Regions from separate parts of the Homo sapiens genome. Here region 1 is linked to region 2. The links are chromatin loops, found by intact Hi-C in ENCODE. Cell type or tissue: GM12878. All regions are shown on one strand. Each heading gives the region's core, and the rest is flanking DNA. Links, peaks and the distances in the headings are about the cores only. Region 1 has its middle 97 kb from the start of DNAJB6. Region 2 holds the start of LOC124901795 (a long non-coding RNA gene).

Region 1 (12,107 bases), core at 1,974-9,973, 1.5 Mb after region 2:
TGATGGAGCTGCTCCCTGGAGGTGACAGCTAAGGAGGTACTCCTGGAGGTGATGGTGAAGGAGGTGCTCCTGGAGGTGACAGTGAAGGAGGTGCTCCCTGGAGGTGATGGTGACGGGGGTGCTTCTGGAGGTGATGGTGATTGAGGTGCTCCCTGGAGGTGATGGAGGTGCCCCTGGAGGTGATAGTGAAGGAGGTGCTCCCTGGAGGTGATGGAGGTGCTGCTGGAAGTGATGGTGAAGGAGATGCTCCCTGGAGGTGATGGTGAAGGAGGTGCTCCTAGAAGTGACGGTGAAGGAGGTGCTCCCTGGAGGTGATGGTGAGGGAGGTGCTCCTGGAAGTGACAGTGAAGGAGGTGCTCCCTGGAGGTGATGGTGAAGGAGGTGCTCCCTGGAGGTGAAGGTGATGGAGGTGCTCCCTGGAGGAGATGGAAGTGCTCCTGGAGGTGACAGTGAAGGAGGTGCTCCCTCAAGGTCATGGAGATGCTCCTGGAAGTGACGATGAAGGAGGTGCTCCCTGGAGGTGACAGTGATGGAGGCGCTCCCTGGAGGTGATGGTGAAGGAGGTGCTCCTGGATGTGATGGTGATGGAGGTGTGGAGGTGCTCCCTGGAGGTGATGGAAGTGCTCCTGGAGGCGACGGTGAAGGAGGTGCTCCCTGGAGGTGATGGAGGTGCTCCTGGAGGTGATGGAGGTGATGGTGAAGGAGGTGCTCTCTGGAGGTGATAGTGATGGAGGTGCTTCCTGGAGGTGGTGGTGAATACGGTGCTCCCTAGAGGTGACAGTGAAGGAGGTGCTCCCTGGAGAAGCCGAAGGCAGGCCTTGTCCCTCTAGCTACTTGGAGCCCCTAACACTGTCCTCAGTGCCGATGCTTTTGGTTGCTACCGGGCACTTTCTTTAGGACACAGGCTGAGGAGGGACAGGGATGGTGTCCCAGCAGCGTGAGCATCTCCCAGTAGCAAAGGTGACAAACCATTTCAGCTGGAGACGGAGATGAAGCTGCATATTTAAGGCCAAGGAGTCTGTGCTGTGTCGGGGGCACTCGCCCCTGCTGAGGAGCCACTGCTGAACCTGGGGCTTAGAGATGAGCCCTGAACCCAGCTCCAAAGTCTGCAGGCTCCACGTGCTGCTGGGCCCCCAACAATGACAGGGCAGGAGCTTGGCTATAGCCGCTCAACGAGTGTGCGTGGCCTGGGACCATTCTAACAAACCAGGGGCTTAAAACAACAGAGGGTGCATCTCATGGTTCTGGAAGCCGGCATCTGAGGTCAAGGCGTCCGTGAGGCCATGCCCCTCCAAGGTGTGGAAGGCTCTTGGGGACCTCTCCTCACCTCACGACCCTCCCTGCATGCCTCACCTGCAGACGCCTCACTCCACTCTCTGCCTCTGTCACATGGCCTCCATCCAAGGACCTGAAGCAGTGATTGGGGCCCCCAACTCCAGGATGACTTCATCTGAGCCCAAATCCATCTGCAAAGACCCTCCTCCCAAACAGGGCGGCCCTTGTGGGGCCTGGGTTGGACTCAACCCTTCTTTTTGGAGACAAAATTCAACCCCAAACACTAGACCGGTGGGATTCCTACAACAACCCCATCCGGGAAAGGCCATGCCCTGCCCAGGGCCGAGAGCCAGCTCAGACTGGCCTCCAGCAAGGGCTGGACACATGGCTCTCACATCACCTCTAGTCCAAAACACGTGCTCCTTTCCCTCCAGCCATTCCCTGGAATCACCCCCCACCGCCCCCCACAGCTGTGACTCAGCTGTGAAGCCAGCATGGCTCAGGAGGGGAGGGGAAAGATGAGGAGGGGAGGGGAAAGATGAGGAGGGGAGGGGAAAGATGAGGAGGGGAGGGGAGGAAAGGAGAGGGGAGAGGAGGGGAAGGATGGGGAGGGGAGAAGAGAGGAGAGGAGGGGAGGAAAGAGAGGGGAGAGGAGGGGAAGGATGGGGAGGGGAGAAGAGAGGAGAGGAGGGGAGGGGAAGGTGGGGCCAGACTGTGTGGTGGGCAAAGGAGGACTCGGGACACAATGAGAGAAAGGGCTCCATGGCCACCTTCCTAGACAGAGGCTTTCTCAGGAAACTGTAAAGTTAAATAAGACTCAGTCAGGCTGGACAACTGGGTGGGGGTAACGTGCTAGGGGCTGCCTGGGGCCAGAGTTGCTTCCTGATCCTGTCCCAGGAAGAGCCTGTGGTCCTGGACATGCATGCATGTGCACACAGCATATGCATGTCTGTGTGTGGGTGTGCACAGTGAGCTGTGGGGCCGTGACCATGAGGCACTGGCTTGGTTCACGTGCACACTCCGGACACCGTCCCCTCTTCTGTGCTAGTGCAGCCCCTCAGGCAGAAGCCACCACCCCATCGTCGTCCAGAACATTTTTGGAACTTCATGTTTTAGGCAACGTCTTAGAAAACCCAGCCTCATTGTTGATTAGATTAAAGATTTTCTGGGGGAGGAGGCAGCAGACTCTCACTGTGTTGCCCAGACTGGAGTGCAGTGGCATGATCTCAGCTCACTGCAGCCTCCACCTCCCGGGCTCAGGCAATTTTTTCACCTCAGCCTCCCAAGCAGCTGGGATTACAGGCATGCACCACCACCCCCGGCTAATTTTTGTATTTTTTGTAGCGACAAGATTTTGCCATGTTGCCCAAGCTAGACTTGAACTCCTGAACTCAAGTGATCCACCCACCTCGGTCTCCCAAAGGTTGGAATTACAGGCATGAGCCACTTCACCCAGTCAGGTTAAAGCTATTTAAGTTAACTCTCTTGTGCCATCAAACATGTGAGTGTTACTTGCTCGACTCTTCAAAATTAGATCCTTTTCTGGACACACATTCCTTTTGCCTTCTGTAGAAATTCCTTCCATGCTGAAAAAGATGTGTTTTCAACCATAAACAACTGAAAAACAAGGAAGAATTGCAAGTGCCCCACCAGGCTCTGTCACAGCCGCTTAACGTGAGCAGCATGAACTCGTGGAAACAGAAATCATTTCTGTGCCGTTAGAATCAACTGTAGGAAGGAGACAGGATTGAGTTTGGAAATTTCTGAAACTGTTGGTAACGGTTTCATCACCGGTCACCACTGATGGCCAGAGACCAAGGGAAGCGAGCCGTGGGGGGCCACTCAGTGCTAACCATCCCAGGCCACCTCCCACCAATTCTATCATTCCTTGCAAAGGTTCCTGTATTTTATAGCTTCAGTTTTCAATGTCTCTCCCATTATGTATCATACCAAATTCTGTGTAAGGACTTTTAAAATTCAAAGAACAACTGACTTGCATTAAATACACACAGACACACACACACACAGGCCCTTAGCAATGCTATATTTTAATTGACTATTCAATCACCCTTTAGGAATATTTTAGACATCAAATTCCATGCTGTATTGTGGCAGATAGAATTCATTGCCATTCATATCAAATTTAAAACTTAGATTGCTAATCTGTGTCCCTAAAAGTGGTAATAAAAGTATATATTTTAGAGCAATTACTTTTTCATCAAGGGATCTTATTTTATGAAATACTTGCTTGCCAAAAACCACAATTTACTTTTTACCATTTCATTTAACGATCTGACATTTGCGACATACCCTAATTAATTCTAACTCTGTCTAAACGGCTGTGATAAATATAACCTGTGCTGAAGAGATTGTAATGCCACTGGCAGATCTGTAGGGCCGACAGAGGAAACACATAGCAGGCAAGTGGCTGGCGTTGGGACGGGGCCTGCCATCTGGTCCGACCGTAGAAGTTACATACGAAAATACGTAAACTGTAGAGATTACATATGAAAACAAAATCCCAGGGACCTAAGGCAGCCGCTTAATCTGAAATGGAGTTGGTTGCCTTGTTCTTTTTTTTTTTGGTGTGTGTCTGTGTGTGTTTGTTTTTTTTTTTTTTGAGATGGAGTCTTGCTTTGCTGCCCAGGATGGAGCACAATGGTGCCATCTCCGCTCACTGCAACCTCCACCTCCCAGGTTCAAGCGATTTTCCTGCCTCAGCCTCCTGAGTAGCTGGGATTACAGGCACGTGCCACCATGCCTGGCTAATTTTTGTATTTTTAGTAGAGACAGGGTTTCACCATATTGGCCAGGTGGTCTCAAACTCCTGACCTCAGGTGATCCACCCGCCTCAGCCTCCCAAAGTGCTGGAATTACAGGCGTGAGCCACTGCGCCCAGCCTACAATCGCCTCATTCCTTATGAAATATATTTGACTGGCTGGATATTTATATTTATATTCTCCCATGATGCTTGGTACTTTAGCTAAGACTTTGTCAAGGCAGCTAATTTTTTTTTAATTTTTAATCTTTTTTTTTTTTTTTGAGACGGAGTCTCGCTTTGTCGCCCAGGCTGGAGTGCAGTGGCGCGATCTCCACTCACTGCAAGCTCCGCCTCCCGGGTTCACGCCATTCTCCTGCCTCAGCCTCCCGAGTAGCTGGGACTACAGGCGCCCGCCACCTCGCCCGGCTAATTTTTTGTATTTTTAGTAGAGACGGGGTTTCACCATGTTCGCCAGGATGGTCTTCATCTCCTGACCTCGTGATCCGCCCGCCTCGGCCTCCCAAAGTGCTGGGATTACAGGCGTGAGCTACCATGCCCGGCCCTTATTTTTAATTAAAATTAAAAGATTTTAAAACTGAGGAGCACGTAAAAGCGGGAACAATTAGTTTCTTTGTAGACTGTGCTCTTTTTACCTCAATCTAGATGCTCCTAAGTCCAACAGAATTCCTAAATCTAGACGCTCGGGCAAACTGTAATGGTCTGGCCACCTCCACGCCTCACCCTCAGATACCAACAGGTGGGCGTGGGAGGCCTGGCGGGGAGTAAGATGCTGGGGAGTCCTCCCCTCCCGGATGAAGCATCATTTTTACTACACGGAATGATGCTGGAGACCCTTTATCATCACCATACATTGCTATAACTCCAACAATAAACCCTCAGGTAAAAGGCTTAAAGCTAAGAAGAGTCACATGCATAAGTTCATTTGCATCCGCACTGAAACCCGTCTGTACCAGCATGATCTATCTTCCTGGATTGGCTGGCAACAGTGCAGGGTGCTCTGCGGTTTTCAGCTGCTGCTGTCTGGTTTGGGAGCATGGTTGTTGGGGATGAGGTGGAGACCTGGAGCTCACAGCAGCTTCTGCTGCTGCTCCTGCCCTTTAACGGGAATCGAGGGCACCACGGGAGGGGCTGAGGACTTCGCTCACAAGTATTATAAGGCTTGGGACAGTTTTGGCTTTGAGTTTTGTGTTTTCTCTCTTTATGTTATTTCTTCTTTACCTCGGTAATTTTTTACCTGATTTTGGTAACAAGTGGATAGGAAGCAAAGGGCCCTGGAATCGGGACGCCACACCCTTTGGCACTGCAGAGCGGTCATCGGTCTGGGTGAAAGCCACGTCTTCTGGTCTCTCCAAGCCAACTTTACTTATGAGGCCGTTCAACCACGCCTTGGAGAAACTGCTGATCACAAAAGTCTGGATTAAGGAAACGACTGCATGTTCTGACCAAAGCTTCAAAAAGCAACTCCAAGACAGGTGTTGTCAAGTGCTTCCCATTCGCTCCCCGGCCGCCAGGGTGGCTGACTTCAGCGGTTGTGCGATAGGTTTGGTGGCCCTGACCTTTCCTTGTACCACCACTTATGGGGGCGGTGCACGGTTCAGTGGGTTATGGGATTATTTTAGCCAGAAGGTGCTGAAAATATTAACAATAGATTTTATTGCTCTCTATTAGCCCAGAAGAACGCAAATTACCATTTGTCAAATGTTATTTGAGTAAAAACTATAGAAATGTTTTTGGCATGGGAGTGTAGGGGGAAAAAAGTGACCTTGAACTTTTGGTAGAGCCTGATTTTATCATTTAAAATTGTGTGCTTGCGAAGCTTTTGATATGTCATTTAGAAGGTTGTGAGACTGGATGTTAACTGTTCAACAAGAAAAACTCCCCACTCTGCCTTAAACTAATTATTTTATTCCACCGATGGGACCGTGTAAGCACTCAGGCCCCTCACCCTTCAACTCGATTTTAGCCTTGATTAACCTGAACATAATTAAAATAAGACTAACGCCACTAGGTGGCCATGGGGGTGTGGGGGTGCATGTGTGGGTGGGTGACTTCGTGTGTGTGTATGTCTATGTATGCGTGTGTGAGTGTGCACGTGTGGGTGGGTGACTGCATGTGTGCATGCGAGTGTGCATGTGAACGTGCATGTGTGTGTATATGTGGGTGGATGACCGTGTGTGCATGCATGAGTGTATGCGTGTGCAGGCATGTGTGAGTATGTGTGGGTGGGTGACTGCATGTGTGTGTGCATGCGTGTGTATGCATGTCAGTGTGCACATGTGGGTGGGTGACTGAGTGTGCATGTGAATGTGCATGTGTGTGTATATATGGGTGGATGACCGTGTGTGTGTGCATGCATGCATGAGTGTGCGTGTGTGCAGGCATGTGTGTGTGCATGTGTGGGTGGGGGACTGCATGTGTGCATGGGTGTGTGCACATGTGGGTGGGTGACTGCAGGTGCGGGTGCGTGTGAGTGCATGTGATTGTGTGCATGTGCGCACATGTGGATGGATGACTGCATGTGGGTGTGCATGCATGAGCATGCATGTGTGCATGCATGTGTGTGCATGTGTGAGTGTGCATGTATGTGTGTGTGCAGGCATGTGTGAGGGTACATGTGTGGGTGGGTGACTTCGTGTCTGTGCATGTGTGTGCCTATGTGGGTGGATGACTGCGTGTGTGTGTGTGTGCATGTGAGTGTGCATGTGTGTGCATGCGTGTGTGCGTGCCTCGGGTGGGAGTGGAGTGGGTCACTCGCGCACAGTCCTGTTTTCTTTTATAGACGCGCCCTCCTGTGGCCGCTGAAAATATTGCCCTGTAAAATGCCATCTCTGCCCTGCATCCTGTGTTTCTGTCGCTGTTTTTCTGCGTGAAGCATTTGGAGTCTCACATGAATAAATAAACGTTCCCACAAAGCTACACAGACATATGCAATTTTTTCATAAAATACTTGATTTGGGGTTTTATAAGTTGGGATGCCTCGGTACTGATGCACAGGTGCACCTTCTAAACTGAATTTCTAAAGCGGGGCGCCCGCGTGCCTGGGGGCTCCTCACACCGGCAGGAGGACAGAGCCAAAGTGGAGGAAGGTGTGGGCGGGGCCGGCTCCCTCACGAGGCTCAGGATGGACACTCCTTCCTGCCTCTCCCAGCTTCCGGCACACAAGCTGCTGCTTCTCCCAGCTTGTGGCCACACCCCTCCCATCTCTGCCTCCGTCTCCACGTGGCCTCCCTCCCCGTCCCGGTCTCAAGTCTCCCTCCCCCTTCTCCTCTAAGGACGGCTGTTGTTGGGTTTGCTGGCATTCTCAGTCCAGGATGATCTCCTCTCCAGGCCTTAACTTGTTACATCTGCAAAGACGGCCTCTCGGGCAGGCATGCTCACGGGTTCCAGGGGTCAGCAGGTGGACGTGTCTTCAGAGACCACCATTCCCCTGCACAGGACTTGGGGATCTCAGGGGGACTGGAAGGTGTGGGTGTCCGTGTTGCTGGAGTGTACAGGAGAATGAGACAGGCAGGCCGGGCCAGGCCATTCGCACTCTCCGTGTGGGTGATGGGCTGCGGGACGCCTCTGTGGCTGACTGAAAGTGAGGTCCTCGGCCCAAGGACCTGTCCCTGCAAACTGGGACAACGCTGACATCAGAGCTTCCCTGCAGAGCACCCGTCCCTCCAGCAGCCTCTGGGAGGACTCAGGGCTGTGGGGTCCGGTTTTCTTTCCTCACCTCACACCTGCCGTGGGCGTCTGCTGTGCCTGACAGGTGACGACGAAGTCAGCCTGCCCTGGAGAGGACGGAGCAGCCAGTAGCAGGAACTACCGAGACGCAGGGAGCGCTGGGAGCTGAGCGGATGGTGGTCTGTCCTTTGGAGATTTGTGGGCTGCTCTCTCCCCACTTCGCACTGACTCACAGCTCTGGGGGTTCACAGCTGTCTGCTCCCCAAGGCCTGGTCCCAGGGGGATGAGGGACAAGAAGCGATGGACACAGCTATGTCCCCAACCACAACAAAACCACTCCAGGGCAGATGCACACCTGAGGTCCCACGACCTCTTGAAGCCAAAGAGGGCTGAAAGGGAACAGGTGATCCCATCAGGTGACAGGTGACCTCAGGTGACAAGTGGCCCATCAGTGACAGGTAATCTTGTCAGGTGACAGGTGACCTTCCGTGTGGCAAGAAAGACAGACGTTGGCAGTCCCACAGCAGCTGCCTCGTCCTTGTGGGAAGGCCTCTGTCCCGCGGTGGGCAGGTCTATGCAGACTCACCCCAAAGGCCAAGGGAGCTGAGAGGTGGAAGAGAAAGGCTGACAGACCCAGCTCCTCAGACAAACACTTCACAGGGACTTGGGAAAGGAATCAGTGTCTCCGGTGGCCACAAGACGGTGGCGCCCGCACCCACTCCAGGAAGTGTCTTTTGTGCACATGTGTTTAAGGTGGGACGCATGCAGCTGGCCACATCTGACTCTCTTGGGAAACTCGTGACCGCTGGGGAGTGTGACAGGCATTCTTCCCAGGGTGTCTGTGCTACAGAAACACCTCAGTATGTGGGCGCCCGGCGCCAGTCATGGTAACGGTCTCGCTTCAAGACAGAGTCCCGTGGGCCGTGCAGCAGCCTCGCTGCCCCCAGGCTGGAGCTCTGTCACACTCAGCCGAGCTCCAGGGACCGGCTCTCTCTGTCCATTGGCTGCGTTTCCACCACAGCAGGAGGGGGTGCTCCCGGGGCGCGGCTGCCACCACTCGGCATGGACAGTGGTCCTAGGGCAAGCCCATCACTGGCCACCGTGGCTCACTCCACAGGCAGCACAAGGGGTGAAGTGTGGGGAAGAAGCCGCCCATTCACGTCCAGGCTTGCTTCACCTCTTCCTGCTGCATGCAAAATTCTCCCTCCCACAAATTCACCTCCAACCCACAAGCCCACCCCGGGCTCTGGCCACTCTCGTCCAGAGAGCCTGCCCACATCCACTCACCGACACCCACTCAGGAAGCTCTCTGACCCTTCTCTCCATCCTGGGAAGGTCCAAGCTGAGCGTGTTCAGCATGTAGTCCTCCCCTCCACTGGCCTGTGGGGGGTTGACAAGGGTGGGTTGGAAGTGATTGATTCTGCCTTTCCCCTCTGCAGGGCAGGATGACAATGTATAAAGCTCTCTGTCCCCAGCGTGCCAGCAATGGACACACAGATGAATGAATGGGAGGGACAGGCAGATGGGCAGACAGATGGACAGATGGAAGGATGGACGAATGGATGAACAAATGGATAGACAGATGGACAGACAGATGGACAGATGGAAGGATGGACGAATGGATGAACAAACGGATAGACAGATGGACAGATGGATGGGTAGGTGGATGGATGGGTGGATGGGTGGGAGGGTGGATGGATGAGTGGATGGATGGATGGGTGGGTGGGTGGGTGGATGGATGGATGGGTGGATGGGTGGGTCGGTGGATGGATGGGTGGATGGATGGGTGGGTGGATGGATAGATGAGTGGATGGATGGATGAATGGATGGATGGGTGGACAGGTGGGTGGGTGGATGGATGAGTGGGTGGGTGGGTGGATGGATGGGTGGGTGGATGGATGGATGGATGGATGGATGGATGGATGGGTGGGTGGGTGGGTGGGTGGATGGATGGATGGGTGGGTGGGTGGATGGATGGGTGGATGGATGTGTGGATGGGTGGATGGATGGATGGGTGCGTGGGTGGGTGGATGGATGGGTGGATGGGTGGGTCAGCGGATAGATGGGTGGGTGGATGGATAGATGAATGGATGGATGGATGGATGGATGGATGGATGGGTGGACAAGTGGGTGGGTGGATGAAAGGGTGGATGGATGGACAGATGGATGAACAGACAGATGGACAGGCAGATGGATGGATTAACTGATGGGCAGACAGAGGGACAGATGGATGGATGGGTGGATGGATGGATGGATGGATGGATGGATGGATGGATGGACAGGTGAATGAACAAATAACCAAACATTGTATTTACACACCGCCCTTAGGCCAGGTCTGTTTGTGTGTAACCAGGCCAAACAGGAATATGATTTTCTGGGGGAGTCCCATGAGGGGTTCATGACAACATGAGCATGTTGAGTCAGCCTCCTCTACCCAGTACAAGCTCCCCCAGCTACCCAGCAGGTCCACCGTCCCCTGTGTGGGACAGGGGTTGCCCCCACTCCCAAAACTTGGACCCTAAGGGTCGGTCCTCCCCGAGGGGAGGTCCTGGGAGCTGGAGAAGCCTGGCCCACTGCCCATGGTGCCTCTGCCCAGCCATGCACCCCCAGGAAGCTGGCAGCAGGCCAGCCACATCCATCCTGGGAAGGTCCAAGCTGAGCATCTCTAGCATGTGGTCCTCCCCTTGCCCTGTCTAATTCACTGTAATAATCACATAAGCAGCCTGTTGAGCTGGCAGCTGCGTGAAGTTTTAACTAAGCTGAGAACGGGGCTCAGTCAGCCACAATTTAAGCTCCAGCCACAGCGTGCCAAATAGCCTGGGCTGCAGGATCCATGAGCGCAGACGCTCAGAAGCTCACCCTGCTCAGTGTCCTCAAATGAACCACTGGCCCTTCCTTTATGTGGCCAATGGCAGCGAACCCAGAAAAAGCCCAAGGAAGGGCAGCTTATGTTGGTCATCTGGAAACTGGGCCTGTGGTTCCGTGAGCCTGAGGCGACCCTGGGAGCTGTGAGCCCTTCCCAAAGGGTTTGGACGTCTCTGGGCCCTGACAGCAAACAGAACTCCCTGTCCCAACACCAACAGCCATACTTCCGCTGTTGTTATGGGGTGCGCCGTGCCCCTCCTTGTGGCCCCCGGCTCTCACACAAGCTAGACCTTGATCAGCACCCCAGAATTACTCCATGAGCTCTGGAAGACTCTGCGAGATACCCGCATGCCTCACAATCAGGGTATTGTCATCCCTGTGGGCAGATTTCCCAGTGAGACTGGGGGATGTCCTGGGATGTCCCTCCCAGGTGCAGAGAGCACCCAGGGAAACTGGCCCCCCGCCCCAGCTGTGGCCACTTCAGGCCCCGGCAATCCAGGTCCCTCCAGAGGGGTCCCCGGGGGCACAGCCTCGCCCGCAGGGTCCAAGGTGTTTCCCTCTGTGGACTGGAGGTAAGATCGCCCACAGGCTCTCTTGATGAGACATGAACCAGGCCCACGTTGGGACTTGGGGGAGCCTGAAACGCAGGCTGGGCTCCCCGGGTGGACCCCATGGGCAGAGAGGGAAGCGTCCCCACATTGCGTCCTGCCCTGAGGCCCAGGACAGTAGAAATAGTTCAGGTCTCCCCAGCAGACTCTGGCCCAAGGGACTTGGAGAAGACCTGGCCACCAGGCCCCAGCGAGATGTCCCAGCCTCACCTTTGAGGGCCTAGCAGGTGCAGCCCTGCCTCACACGCCTGGTGACAGCTGCCTTCACCAAGGAGAAGGCTATGGGCTTTGGTAGAGCCGACACCTCACACAGACAGCAGAGGTGCAGAGAGGGAGCCCTTCCAGCCCCTCCCTCACTCCCAGCCACAGCCACTGACGCTGTCCTCCCGGGATAGCCCACCCCAGCACCGTAGCCCCGCTGGGCGCCCACTCCCCAGGGGTGCAGGAGCCTGGCCCTGACTCCATGCGGGTCACAGCCGCCACATCCCAGCTCCCACGAGGCTCCCACGCGGCTCCCAGGCCATCCTGTGCCATGGAGGCTGCTGGGCACCTGGACCCTGTCCTGCCCTGGGTGGCACCATGCTTTGCCCCTCCTCCCTCCTCAACTGCAGGTCAGTCCCCAGCAAAGCCGCTGGCCCCTCACAGTTCCCCTCACAGGGTCCCTCCAGCCCCATGCCCCCTGTGGTGAGCCCAGGGTTCTGGGATGGCCCCTTCGTCCCTCCTCCCTCTGCTGGGGACGCCCCTCCCACAGCCCCTGATGTGAACACCCACACTTCTGTGCCCGCGCTGGACCCTGACCACTCACTCTGCTCAGCCGGGTCCTGGGCCCCCCTCACCTCAGCAGCCCCCGGGGGTCCCCCCAGGCCTCCTCCCCTGGCAAGGAGCCAGTCAGGGGCACCCCAGGCCTCGG
Region 2 (12,107 bases), core at 3,064-11,063:
GACCCCAGGATGGTAGATCCACCAACAACTTGCTCTGTGCACCTGGTAAAGCTGCAGACACTCAACACCAGCCTGTGAAAGCTCAGGAGGGAGACTGTACCTTGCTAAGCCACAGAGGCAGAGCTGCCCAAGACCATGGGAACCCACCTCTTGCATCAGTGTGAGCTGGATGTGAGACACGGAGTCAAAGATCACTTTGAAGCTTTAAGATTTGACTGCCCCGCTGGATTTTGGACTTACGTGGGGCCTGTAACTCCTTTGTTTTGGCCAATTTCTCCCATTTGGAATGGATATATTTACCCAATGCCTGTACCCCCATTGTATCTAGAAAGCAGCTAACTTGCCTTTGATTTTATAGGCTCATAGGCAGAAGGGACTTGCTTGTCTCAAATGAGACTTTGGACTGTGGACTTTTGAGTTAATGCTGAATTAAGACTTTGGGGACTGTTGGGAAGGTACGAGTGGTTTTAAAATGTGAAGACATGAGACTTGGGAGGAGCCAGGGGTGGAATTATATGGTTCAGCTGTGTCTCCACCAAAATCTCAGCTTGAATTGTAGCTCCCATAATTATTCCCATGTGTTGTGGGAGGGACCCAGTGGGAGATAACAGAATCACAGGGGTGGTTTCCCCCATATTGTTCTCGTGGTAGTGAATAAGTCTCACAAGATCTGATAGTTTTATAAAGGGAAACCCCTTTCACTTGGTTCCCTCATTTTTTCTCGTCTGCTGCCATGTAAGATGTGCCTTTCATCTTCCACCATGATTGTGAGGCCTCCCCAGCCACATGGAACTGTGAGTCCATTAAACCTCTTTTTCTTTATAACAAGAAAAAATATCAAAATACCCAGTCTCAGGTATGTCTTTATTGGCAGCATGAAAACAGAATAATACACTCGTGCTGGAGTTCATCTCTTTCCTCAGTGTGGGACACTTAGATCCTGTCTAATTTTTCACTAGTGTAAGCAGGGCTGCTGTTGATATCCTGGTGTGGAACTTTGGTATCAGAAGCTAGCCTCCATTTCTGGCAGCTGGAGAGCCAGTGAGATGGCTTCAGGCTGGCCTGGCCCCAGAGGGGTGGGCATGGCTCAGAGTTCATCACAAATGTGGCTTCCGTGTCCTTGCTGGAAAAATCAGCACATCAGACCAAAGCTCAAAACTCGCTTCTAAAACAATATTCTGTGGTCAGGACTCCGCAACAGCATTTTAAATTTATTCACAAAATCTGGAGTAGATGGTTTTGGAAAGCGTTTTGGTGAATGGTCTGTATTCAGCCTTAGATCTACCAAATATTTCAAAGACGTTCCTTGCAGAAACCCATGAGCTAGCCACTCGAGCAGGAGTGTTTACTCCCAGGCTCACTCAAACAGAAGACCTTCCCACTCGAGCAGGAGTGTTTACTCCCAGGATCACTCGAACAGAAGACCTTCCCACTCGAGCAGGAGTGTTTACTCCCAGGCTCACTCGAACAGAAGACTTTCCCACTCGAGCAGGAGTGTTCACTCCCAGGCTCACTCGAACAGAAGACTTTCCCACTCGAGCAGGAGTGTTTACTCCCAGGCTCACTCGAACAGAAGACTTTCCCACTCGAGCAGGAGTGTTTACTCCCAGGCTCACTCGAACAGAAGACTTTCCCACTCGAGCAGGAGTGTTTACTCCCAGGCTCACTCGAACAGAAGACTTTCCCACTCGAGCAGGAGTGTTTACTCCCAGGCTCACTCGAACAGAAGACTTTCCCACTCGAGCAGGAGTGTTTACTCCCAGGCTCACTCGAACAGAAGACTTTCCCACTCGAGCAGGAGTGTTTACTCCCAGGCTCACTCGAACAGAAGACTTTCCCACACAAGCCCTGGAGCCAGTCTCTTGGTCACCCTTTGGGTCTAGGGGAAGTGAGAGGTGGTCCTGTTCCTGGAAGAGGGGGTCTCTACCCCAAGAGAGGCTTCTCAGATCTCACACAAGAGGGAATTCAAGGCCAGTCACAGAGCACAGTGAAAGAGGCACGTTTATTAGAAATGACTCTGTTACAGAGCAGAAAGCAAGCAGAGGACACACCAACTTCTTTTTCCATTTTTCTTACACAGAAGTCTTGTCTGCAAAGCGAAGTGAAGCTGTGCATATGTGCAGCTGAGCAGAGAGCATGACAAGGTTTATCATTCTATTGGTTTAAAGAAAACCATCCTTGACATTTTAGTGTGTCAGTCATCATAGCATGACTCTTACTATCTTGAAAGCATAGACCTAATTATGGGTATTGGACGTCTGGACTTTCTGTTCTTGGAGTTTGCTTTGCAGGCATCACCAAGCTGCTTCCTTAGCTGTAAACATCTTAGGACCATGGCTTGTGTGTGGCAAGGAGTGTGCCTTGCTAGTTTAAGACGGTGCTGATTTTAAAATGGTGTCACCCTGGCTCCTCTGGACTCCTGCCTCGCTAACAGTCCAGTGACTGTCCATGGGGCTGCTAATCAAGTCCACAGCAGGAAGCAGCCTCTTCCCTGAGCCTCCCAACCCCCCAGACGACTTCTCCCCTGGACCTTCAGGTCCTAGGATCCAAACACCAGAGACGCACAGAGGCCTAGAGCTCCATGCTGTGCTGTGGCCTGCTTGGTCTGACCAGCCAGGCCCATAAATACTGATGGATAATCACAAGGGTAGGAGGGGAGTGGACAGGGAGACAGGTGTCACTCAGTCTACAGATTGCCCAAAAGGAGCATCAACGCCAAACCCGAAGTATTTACCTGAACCCAGAGTCCCAGAGTCTCCTCCCCTGTGACTTCTCCTGAGACTTGGGGGTGGTCCGGCCCCCTCCATCTCCAGCGAACACTCTGAAAATTTGCATCTGCCCACAGCACTGCCCTACGTGAATGTGTTTGGGGGCTCCCTTCCTTCACAGGACCATCCGGACACTGTGGCCTTGCCTGCGGCCCCTCCCCACCCGGCGCACCTCCCCCACATCCCCGCAGACCTTCCACTGTCAATGTCTGCCACTCCTTTCTGTCAATGTCTGCCACTCCTTTGCCTGGGGGTCTCCCACACTGCCCACCCCTCATCCTGGAGACCGCCAGGGGGCCCCTAGGAAGCACGTCTTGGACCCTGAGGTGATGTCACAACCTCTGTGGTGCCCCTGCACCCTGGACCATCTTCTCCGCCAGCTCCCATCACCCTTGCTGCGTCTGCCTCTGTCCATCGCTTTCTGTGATTACAAGTCCTTGGTGAGAAGTGCCACTGTGTGTGTGGAGATGTGGGTACAGAAAAATACCAAAACATCTGGGTGGGGTACAAGGAACAGGGTCAGGGGAGAAGCCTCACTCAGAGGTGAGAAGGGTGAGGCCCAGGGTCTCACCATCCCAAAGGGGTCCAGGGTTGGGCTCCAGGGTGCAGCCTGGACACCGCTTACATGTGCAGGTGTTGGCACCTGAGGTTCCACGCAGGAATTCAGGTTTGCCTGGAATAACCCCCGGCTGCCTTGTGGGAAATTAGATTAATTAAGAGAGGCCATGTGACCTGCTGCCAGTCGGCCCAAGGTGAGCTTCCAGGCCGTCTGCAGGTAGCCCTGCTCAGTGCTCCCCACGTGTTGTCCACAGTGCCTGCTGCCGGCAGGTCACCAATATGTCATTGCTGAGTGAGCAATTTGAGCACGGCACTGTCAGGTGCAGTGGGGCCTGCATCTGTCAGATCTGCAGGCTGGGGTGCGGCCAGGGTGGGGAGCTGTGGCCGCCCGCCCCAGCCTGACCTCCGCTCCACACACAGGAGGGTTTGGCCTTCCCTGCAGGCTTCCTCCTGAGCTCTGCTTTTTTTCTGCTTTGGAGTCTTCACGCTCAAGTTCGTGCTTTCCCTTACAACCAGGAGGACTCCGGAGGCCGGGCCGCAGCAAAACTTGCCTGTGGGTTTTATGAGAATTTACATAATCATCCCTGGTGTCACCCCCAGGGCGACTGCACTGATGATACAGGCTGTCTCCCTGGCTTGGCATCTAGCAGCACTTAAAGAGAGCCACGAAGTTTACAGCAGGGACTGAGCAGGCGGAGTTCTGGACTGAATCATCGTTTCCAGTTAGGAAGGGACTCGGGAGGGACCGGTCAGCAAGGCCTCAGCCTTGGCTTCTGTTTTTCTTTTGATGAAAGAAGGCAAGGCCGAGCCTCACAGAGACAGGGTGAACCTTGAACCACTCAGGGTGGCCAAAAAAAGTCTTCATGGAATCCTCCAGTGTATAAATGATCCTTTCAAAGCCTTCCCAAGGCAAGTGAGGCTGGACGGGGTTTTCTGCACCACAGTCCAAGCCTCCTCCTCCCCTGCTGCCTGGCTCTGACGGTGGCTACAAGAAGCTGCAAAGGCACCAATGGTTTGAAAGAGATTTAAAAGTAAAAAATCAGACAAACTGAGTGATTAGTTCCCAGAAGTAAGCACCTGGACGGAGAGAGGGAGCGGGAGGTAAGAGCTCCAGGGAGGCAGGAGGCCGCTGGTGGCAGCGCTCTGGGTCTCTGAGAATCTCAGGGAAACATTGGCGCTGACCCTTGTTGTGCGGAAGGCGAAGCTGCACCCCCAGGTGCATATTCCACTCTTATTCCTAGGAAGGTGGAAACCCCATCTGTGGTGGTTTAGGGCGACCGGTGCCTCGGAGTCTGATTTTCCCTTGGGTTTCAGGGCAGGGCGAGGTTCCCAGCTCCATCTGCAGCTGTAGCTTTCCTAGCCAGCCCGTCCCGAGAGCACGTCCAAGTGTCCATCCCGCCGTGGGTTCTGCCTAATTCTTGAGTAAACGGCTGCCATTTTGATGAACATCATTTGTCCTTATTGCTGTGGGGGTTTCCTGGCTTTTAGCAAATATTTACTCAATTTATCAACTGCACAATACAACATCGCCATTTATGACACTATTATTCTGCTCTCACCAGGGGTCTGGCCTTTGAAATGTAACCTCCGTGTATCCAGGGATTTCTCACTGAGCTTTAACATTTTACCCCCAGATAGTACTTGGCCCTGGAAACACGAAAGGCGGAGATTTGACTGTTATAAGGAGGAAAATAAATCTTTTTTTCAATTTAAAAGATGAATTCAAGTTAACAGACCTAGAAACGTTGGCTGAGCCTCCAAATGGAGACATGTGTACCCGCAGTCCCAGGCCATAAATAATCACGGCATCTGGCTAGCGAGCACCCAGTGCTATAAAGAATTATTGGACCATAAAAATAAGCCTTCAGTAATGTATAAAGAACCCCCACAACTCAACAACAAAAAAACAAACAGCTCGATTCAAAAATGGTCAAAGGACTTGAATAGACAATTTCTTCAGAGAAGACATACAAATGGCCAATAAACCCATGAAAAGATGCTCACTATCACAGGTCATTAGGGAAATTCAAATCAAAACCACAATGAGGTGCCACCTCACAGCCATTAGGGTAACAAGTATCAAAAATAGAAGACAGCAAGTGCTCGGGATGTGGAGAAACTGGAGGATGTGGGGACACCGGGACCCTTTACATTGCTTGAGGGGATGTAAAACAGGGCAGCCGCTGGGGAAGACAGTGTGGCGGCTCCTCAAAACCTTAAAAATAGAACTGCCATATGACCCAGCAATTTCACTTTTGGGTATTTCTCAAAAAGAACTGAGAGCAGGGACTTGGGCAGATGCCTGTGCACCCGTGTTTAGGGCAGCCTTATTCACACCCACTAAACATGGTCCAACCCAAGCGTCCGATAACGGATGAACGCATAAACAAAATGTGGTCTATCCATACGGTAAAGCATTATTCAGCCTTTAAAAAAGGAAGGGGATTCTGGCACCTGCCACAATGCGGATAAACCCTGAGGACATTATGCTCGGTGAAGTAAGCCAGACACAAAAGGCCCACGATGGTATGGCTGTGCTCAGAGACTGACGGTCATCAGATTCACAGAGACAGAAGGTAGAAGGGGGTGGGGGATGGGGAGCACTTGCTTAAAGGGACAGAATTTGTTGGGGAAAATGAAGGGGTTCTAGGGTGGACGATGGTGATGGCCACACATCATAGTGAATGCACTTAATGCCACACAACTGTGTACTTAAAAATAGTTAAAACCACTCATTTCACGTTAAAGAGCCTTCGGTGACAGTCTCAGGTGAGCTGATGTCATGAGCGGGAGACAGTGAGGGTGTGGACGTGTGGTTCATGGTGCAGCAGGGTCAGCCTTGGGGACCCAGAAAGCTGCACCGAATGTCGCCTCGGAAAAACGAAACAAAGTCAGGGCTCGCCCTCCCTTAAGTCTCCTCTTTCTGTTCGGACTTCACCTCCACCCTGCCTGTGTTCCTAACTTTGAAAGCTGTGGTGGGCGTGGGGAGTGGAGGAGCTGGGTGCCCCCCCGACCACCTGCCAGCCCCAGCTGGGAGCAGAGGCCTGAGGACGCGCACTGAGGGGCCAGGCGTGACCTTCTGCCTGTCATTTTTTCCTCTCTTCCTTTTTTTTTTTTTCGCTTTTCTTCAAGATTTTATCTTTTTGGAGCAGCTTTAAGTTCACATCAAATTACAAGAAAGGTACAGAGAGCTCCCACATACCTGACCCCCCAGAGCCTCTGCATTTCCAACAACGCCCAGCAGAGGGCGAATTTGCTACAGTTGATGAACCCACAGTAACGTCATTATCACCCAGAGCCACAGTTTTCATTAGGGCTCCGTCTCAGTGCTGTACGTGACGTTCTCATGGGATCTCTGGGGTGCCGATTTTTCCGGCCGGAAACCTCTGTGGCTGCAGCGCCTTTGCCAGAGCTCTTGTCCTGCGTCTAGGAAGAATGAGGTACGCAGACAAGTGAAGCGTGAAGAAGAAAAGTTGTATTTAGTGTCAGAACAGCTCAGAGGAGTGGGTGGCTCCTCTCGTAGGCAGGTCGTCTCTCGAGTGTTCAGCTTTCAGCAGAGAGGAGGCCCCAGAGAGGGAAGCTGCTCTCTGCAGGCAGGTCATTCAGATGTCTCTGCAGGTCTCTGAAGCTCTCAGCAGAGAGGGTAGCTCCTCTCTGTGGACAGGTTGTCTTGCCTTCTGCTGTTCTCAGTGGAGAGGGTACTCCTCTCTGCAGCTGGTCATCCCATCCGGTCGTCTCTCTGCCCTCTGTCCTCTTCATCCTGTGACCCTTCTCTGCCCTGCTCTGGCTGAGCCCAGAGCTTGTATGGACCTCTGAGGGGAGGAAGTGCATGCCGATTGGTCCATAAGTGGTCATGGGTGGGCCCAGAAGAGGCATCAAGAGTCCCCACTCCTGTCTGCAGCACTGGCAGCCCAGCCCCCAGCCTTCAGGCCCTCGCTGGCCTGAAGGTAGGGCCTTCCTGGGGACCTGCCCCTTCTACCCAGAAATCAATCTGCCTCCCACGGCCCTTCATGGCCCCTGGGCTTGGCCCCAGCCCCAGCTCTGAGATCGGAGCAGGCGCTAGGAGTGGAGAGAGGCCAGGCAGCAGAAGACACCCCCGAGCCTGCAGGGATGTGGTAGGGGGGGTCCTTCCTGGGGCCCCTGAGGGTGTAGGCTGCAGAAACACCCAGGTCCTGTACCCGGGAGGGCGGCCACAGCTGCACCTGGGAGCTCCCACCAACTCGGAAGGGGCAGGGCTCCTACTTGTCCCTAGCTCCTGCCCGCTTTTTGGAATAGGAGGCCCAGGTTTGCAGCCGTGGGTGCCGCAGCTGCAGCTGTACCCGGGAAGGCAGATCTTGCCTGTTCCCAGCTCCCTCAAGTGCACAGGGAGGCTCATATCCACAGCTGCAGTTTGGGCAGCTTCGTAGAGCAGGAGGCCTGGGTCTGCAGCTGTGGTTTGGGCAGGTGCAGCAGCACGGGGAGCACGGACAGCTCCCTTCCGAACTCAGAAGGGGCGGGGCACCCACTGGCTCCATGGAGTGTGAGGCCCCAGCCACGCTTCCCTGCTGCAGGCGGATGATGGCAGCAGCCACTGCTGTCAATGTAGGTTTGGCTACATGTGTAATGACACACATCCTCCATTATAGTATCATAGAGTTGTTCCACCGTCCCAAAAATATCCTGTGCTCCACCCATGCACCTCCCCTCCGTGCTCCACCCACGCACCTCCCCTCCGTGCTCCACCCACGCACCTCCCCTCCGTGCTCCACCCACGCACCTCCCCTCCGTGCTCCACCCACGCACCTCCCCTCCGTGCTCCACCCACGCACCTCCCCTCTTTGCCCCTCCTGTCTTCCTTCCCAGCTATGTAAACCCCTGACTTTAGCCGGGAAGGCGGGACGGATTTGAGTTTTGACTCCTGTCTCTCCAGCTGACACCGCCTGTAATAGAATAAAGCCTTCTTCCCCGGCAACTCTCTTTGTCTCAGAGACTGGGGGCTTTTTGTGCAGTGGGCAGCATGACCTGGACAGAACCCCTGGTGTTCGGGAACAACTTGTTGGAATTGTTGTTGGTATTGCATTAAATCTATGGATGAATTTGTGAGAAATTGACCTCTGATGATAGTGAGTCTTCCTGACCATGAATATGGAATATCTCTCCTTTCATTTAGTCCTTCTTTGACTTATTTCATCAGAGTTTTGTAGTTTTCCTCATATAGCTCTTGTACATACTTTGTTAGATTTATACCTCAGTATTTCATTTTCAGTAAATGGTATTATGTTTTTATTTTCAAATTCCACTCGCTCATTTGTAGTACATAGGAAAGCGACTGACTTTTACATATTAGCCTTGTTTCCTGCGACCTTGCTATAATTGCTTATTAGTTCCAGATCTGCCTTTCTTTCAGAGTCTATGTCTATCATGGCTCTGGGGTGTATTCTTAGCCCAACTTTACAACAAGCATCCTCAGTTTCTGCCTTGGTTCTTCTGACTATGGATGAGTATCATAAGAAATGAGATATTCACAGCTGGGCAGCCTCTTCTGTTTTAAAAATGTCCAACAGAGCTAAGAAGTCTACTAAGTTAACATGATTCCAAACAAAAGGCCAAAGAGGTCCTCATCCCACCCCCCAGGAAACTTAAAAATAAATTCACGGGAGGCTGAGGCAGGAGAATCGCTTGAACCCGGGAGGTGGAGGTTGCAGTGAGCCAAGATCGCACCACTGCACTCCAGCCTGGGCGACAGAGCAAGATTCCATCAAAAAAATTAAAGAAAGAGAAACCTGGGTGCCGCAGAGCCCCGAGGCCGGGCGGCCTTGCCTGCCTGGAACCCCCTTGGCGGCCCCGCGGGCTCCTCCCCACCCGCCTGGCCTCCCCCATCTCTGCGTTCGGGGCCTCCCCGGCTGCCCCAAGGCGCGTCCGTCCCCAGCAGGCAGCGCGTTTGCCTTCCCGTCCCTCCCACCACCCCCCCATTCCTGGCTACCTCGCCCCCCTCAAGTTGGGGCCGCCTTGGGGTCTTCGTTACTCCCGGGACGTCTCAGGCCGTTTCAGCCTCCGTTTATGGATGTTACCTTGCTCTGGAATGTTCTCCCCAGGGAACGCCCTCTCGCAGGGCCTCGGCGGCACACCCTCTGGAACCTTCCAGAATCCTCCGGAAGAGTCAGCAGAGCTGACTGCGCGGAGCGAGTGGCTGAAAGGAGGGCGGGGAGGCGGCCGCTCTCTATCTAAGAAGTGGCGGGTCTGGAGGGTGCGCGAGGGCAGGGCCGGGTGCCCAGGCCCCACCCACGGGCCCTGCGCGCCTGGACATTCTGTCAATGCCGGGAACGCGGAGGGCGGGCGCTGGCATCGGCCCTGGGAGGACAGGCGCTCCCGGAGCTCCAGACGCCAGGCCAGACCGCCGGGGACAGCGCGGGGTGCAAGGATGGGGGGCACAGAGAGGCGGGTGGGGGGCCTGGGCGAGGGTGGGGGGCGCGGAGAGGCCGGTGGGGGGCCTGGGCGAGGGTGGGGGGCGCGGAGAGGCGGGTGGGGGCCTGGGCGAGGGTGGGGGGCGCGGAGAGGCGGGGGGGGGGCCTGGGCGAGGGTGGGGGGCACGGATAGGCCGGTGGGGGGCCTGGGCGAGGGACCGCGCCTGCCCTGAGACTGAGCCGGGCCTGAGCGAGGGTTCCGCCGGGCGCCTGCAGTCGGGCAGCCTCGTGGCGCCCCAGCCACGGCCTCTGCACAGCACACATCTCCATCTGAGATGCAGAAACGCTAACCGGGTCCCTGCCACACGTCAAACGTCGGCGCGGGAAGCCACGGGCCTCCTCAGGCCGGAAAGGAACAGCCCGCCCCCTACTGTGCAGAGCGAGGCTCCGCGGCCTGAGGAAGGGAGACCTGCCTGGGCGCTGAGCTCACAGGCTTCTAGGCACCTTCGGAGGCCGCTGAAGAGCGGGGGTGGCGCGAGCTGGCGGTCACCGGGAAGCCCCGGTTACCATGGCAAGGCGATGGGTGCGCGGTTACCCGGCGTGCAGCCTCGCGAGGACACCTGGGCCACGGACGCGCCGCGCCCTCGGGGAGCCGGCTCCGGAGGCCTCTCTCTTCCTCCTCCTCCTACCCCTAATGACCATGGATTACTTTTGAAATGGAAAAACGGTAAACCTTTTCTAACATAAGTCACACTTATAAAGAAAGCATCTGCTAAAGAGGACGTGTTATGTCATGAAATGGGGGGCTCTCATCACGGCGGGGGTCAGGGAAGGTCCGCTAGGGCTTTAGCAGAAGAGATTAACCTGCTGACTACCAGGCGCCTTCCAATACTAATATTCTGAGATTTTAATATATTTTATATTACCATAAAGATCTTGAGTGCTTTAGAAATAATACTAGGTAGCTGAGCACAGTGGCTCACCCCTGTAATCCCACGGCTTTGGGAGGCCGAGGTGGGAGGCCCGAGGCCAGGAGGTTGAGACCAGCCTGGACAACATAACATCCCATCTCTACAGAAACCCACCATTTCATTAAAACATTAGCGGGGCATGGTGGCAGTGTTCGTGGTCTGGGAGGCTAAGCTGGGAGGATCACTTGAGCCCAGGAGTTTGTGGCTGCAGTGCACCATGGTCTCACCACTGCACTCAAGCCTGGGCAACAGAGCAAAACTCAATCCTACTGCGTAAAGTAGAAATACCATTTCTGGGCCGGGCGTGGTGGCTCACGCCTGTAATCCCAGCACTTTGGGAGGCCGAGGCGGCCGGATCACGAGGTCAGGAGATCGAGACCTTCCTGGTTAACAAGGTGAAACCCCGTCTCTACTAAAAAAACCACAAAAAATTAGCTGGGCGTGGTGGCAGGTGCCTGTAGTCCCAGCTACTCCGGAGGCTGAGGCAGGAGAATGGTGTGAACCCCGGGGGGTGGCACTTGCAGTGAGCCGAGATTGCACCACTGCACTCTGGCCTGGGCGAAAGAGCGAGACTCTGTCTCAAAAAAAAAAAAAAAAAAAAAAGGAAATACCATTTCTGGGTCATAAAAAAATATTTCAGACATCATTATTCCGGATATGTTAACTTTTTGCTAATGGGATATAAATGCCTCCAATTTGAAATTGCTCTTCCAGGAGTGAATTTTAATTTTCTCCCACTGTGAAAATGCGTATTTGTCTTATGGAGAGAGTTTTTATTTATTACCAACTAACAGTAAAAGCTTCTTCTCACAATTCTGACAAAGTAGAGCCAATGTAAGAGTTTTGGTGTCATTTTTAATGTAGAGGCTTCAATTATTGTTAGTCAAAGGGAACATATCTTGAAACATTAACAACAAAATCACTAACCTTTGATTTTCTCTTTTAGATTTGCACATTGTTGTCTTTGTTCTAGGCAAGGCATTCCTGTTTCAATTTTTCCTTTATTCCTTTTCTTTTTTCCTGCACTGTTTTCAGAATATGTTCTCTGACATTTTAGGCCATCTAAGTCAAGAAACCAGTATATGAATTACTTTGACTGGAGAGAAGGGATGTTTGATCCCAAATTCCTGAATTGGGCTCCTCTGAAATATCAGTAGGAACTACAAGCAAAAAATTGATGGGGCGTGGTCCTGTGGTTTGGGGAATTTTTATTTACTTCAGTATACATGTCATATGTTCATATAAGTTATATATTATTTATTACTGTATTACTCCACTTTCTTTTGGAGAGTCACACTCCACGTTAACCTACTAAAGTCTCTGAAAAGTTCTGCAATATATGAAATTCTCTATTTTTAGCACAGTATTTCCAAAACTGTATTTTATTGAGTTTCAGAAGCTATTGATTGAAAGACGTGTACTTTTGA

The links. A loop is a pair of places that touch in the nucleus more often than their neighbours do. Peaks named below come from ENCODE experiments on the same cell type or tissue, not always from the same donor. Only the 100,000 strongest peaks of a DNase experiment are listed, where the experiment ranks them.
Region 1: a loop joins it to region 2, with 15 times the contacts of the local background. A loop is called at or near these places in 2 of 110 quality-filtered maps.

What each region holds. Positions count from the first base shown.
Region 1 is chr7:157,427,857-157,439,963 of GRCh38, reverse strand. No RefSeq gene overlaps it. Among named protein-coding and RNA genes, the nearest start is that of DNAJB6, 97 kb to the right of the region's middle. RefSeq lists an enhancer at 7,078-7,587 and silencers at 10,383-10,583, 11,977-12,107. In GM12878, for the core only: a CTCF peak has its summit at 6,849 (motif pointing left); a DNase peak (open chromatin) is centred at 6,841.
Region 2 is chr7:158,971,699-158,983,805 of GRCh38, reverse strand. LOC124901795 (a long non-coding RNA gene) reads right to left here and starts at 9,505. Exons shown (of 2, transcript XR_007060626.1): 1 at 9,289-9,505; 2 at 1,984-7,138. RefSeq lists enhancers at 6,983-7,032, 7,043-7,162, 7,104-7,844. In GM12878, for the core only: a CTCF peak has its summit at 6,564 (motif pointing right); DNase peaks (open chromatin) are centred at 6,695, 7,105 and 10,145; H3K4me3 peaks cover 959 bases; H3K27ac peaks cover 723 bases.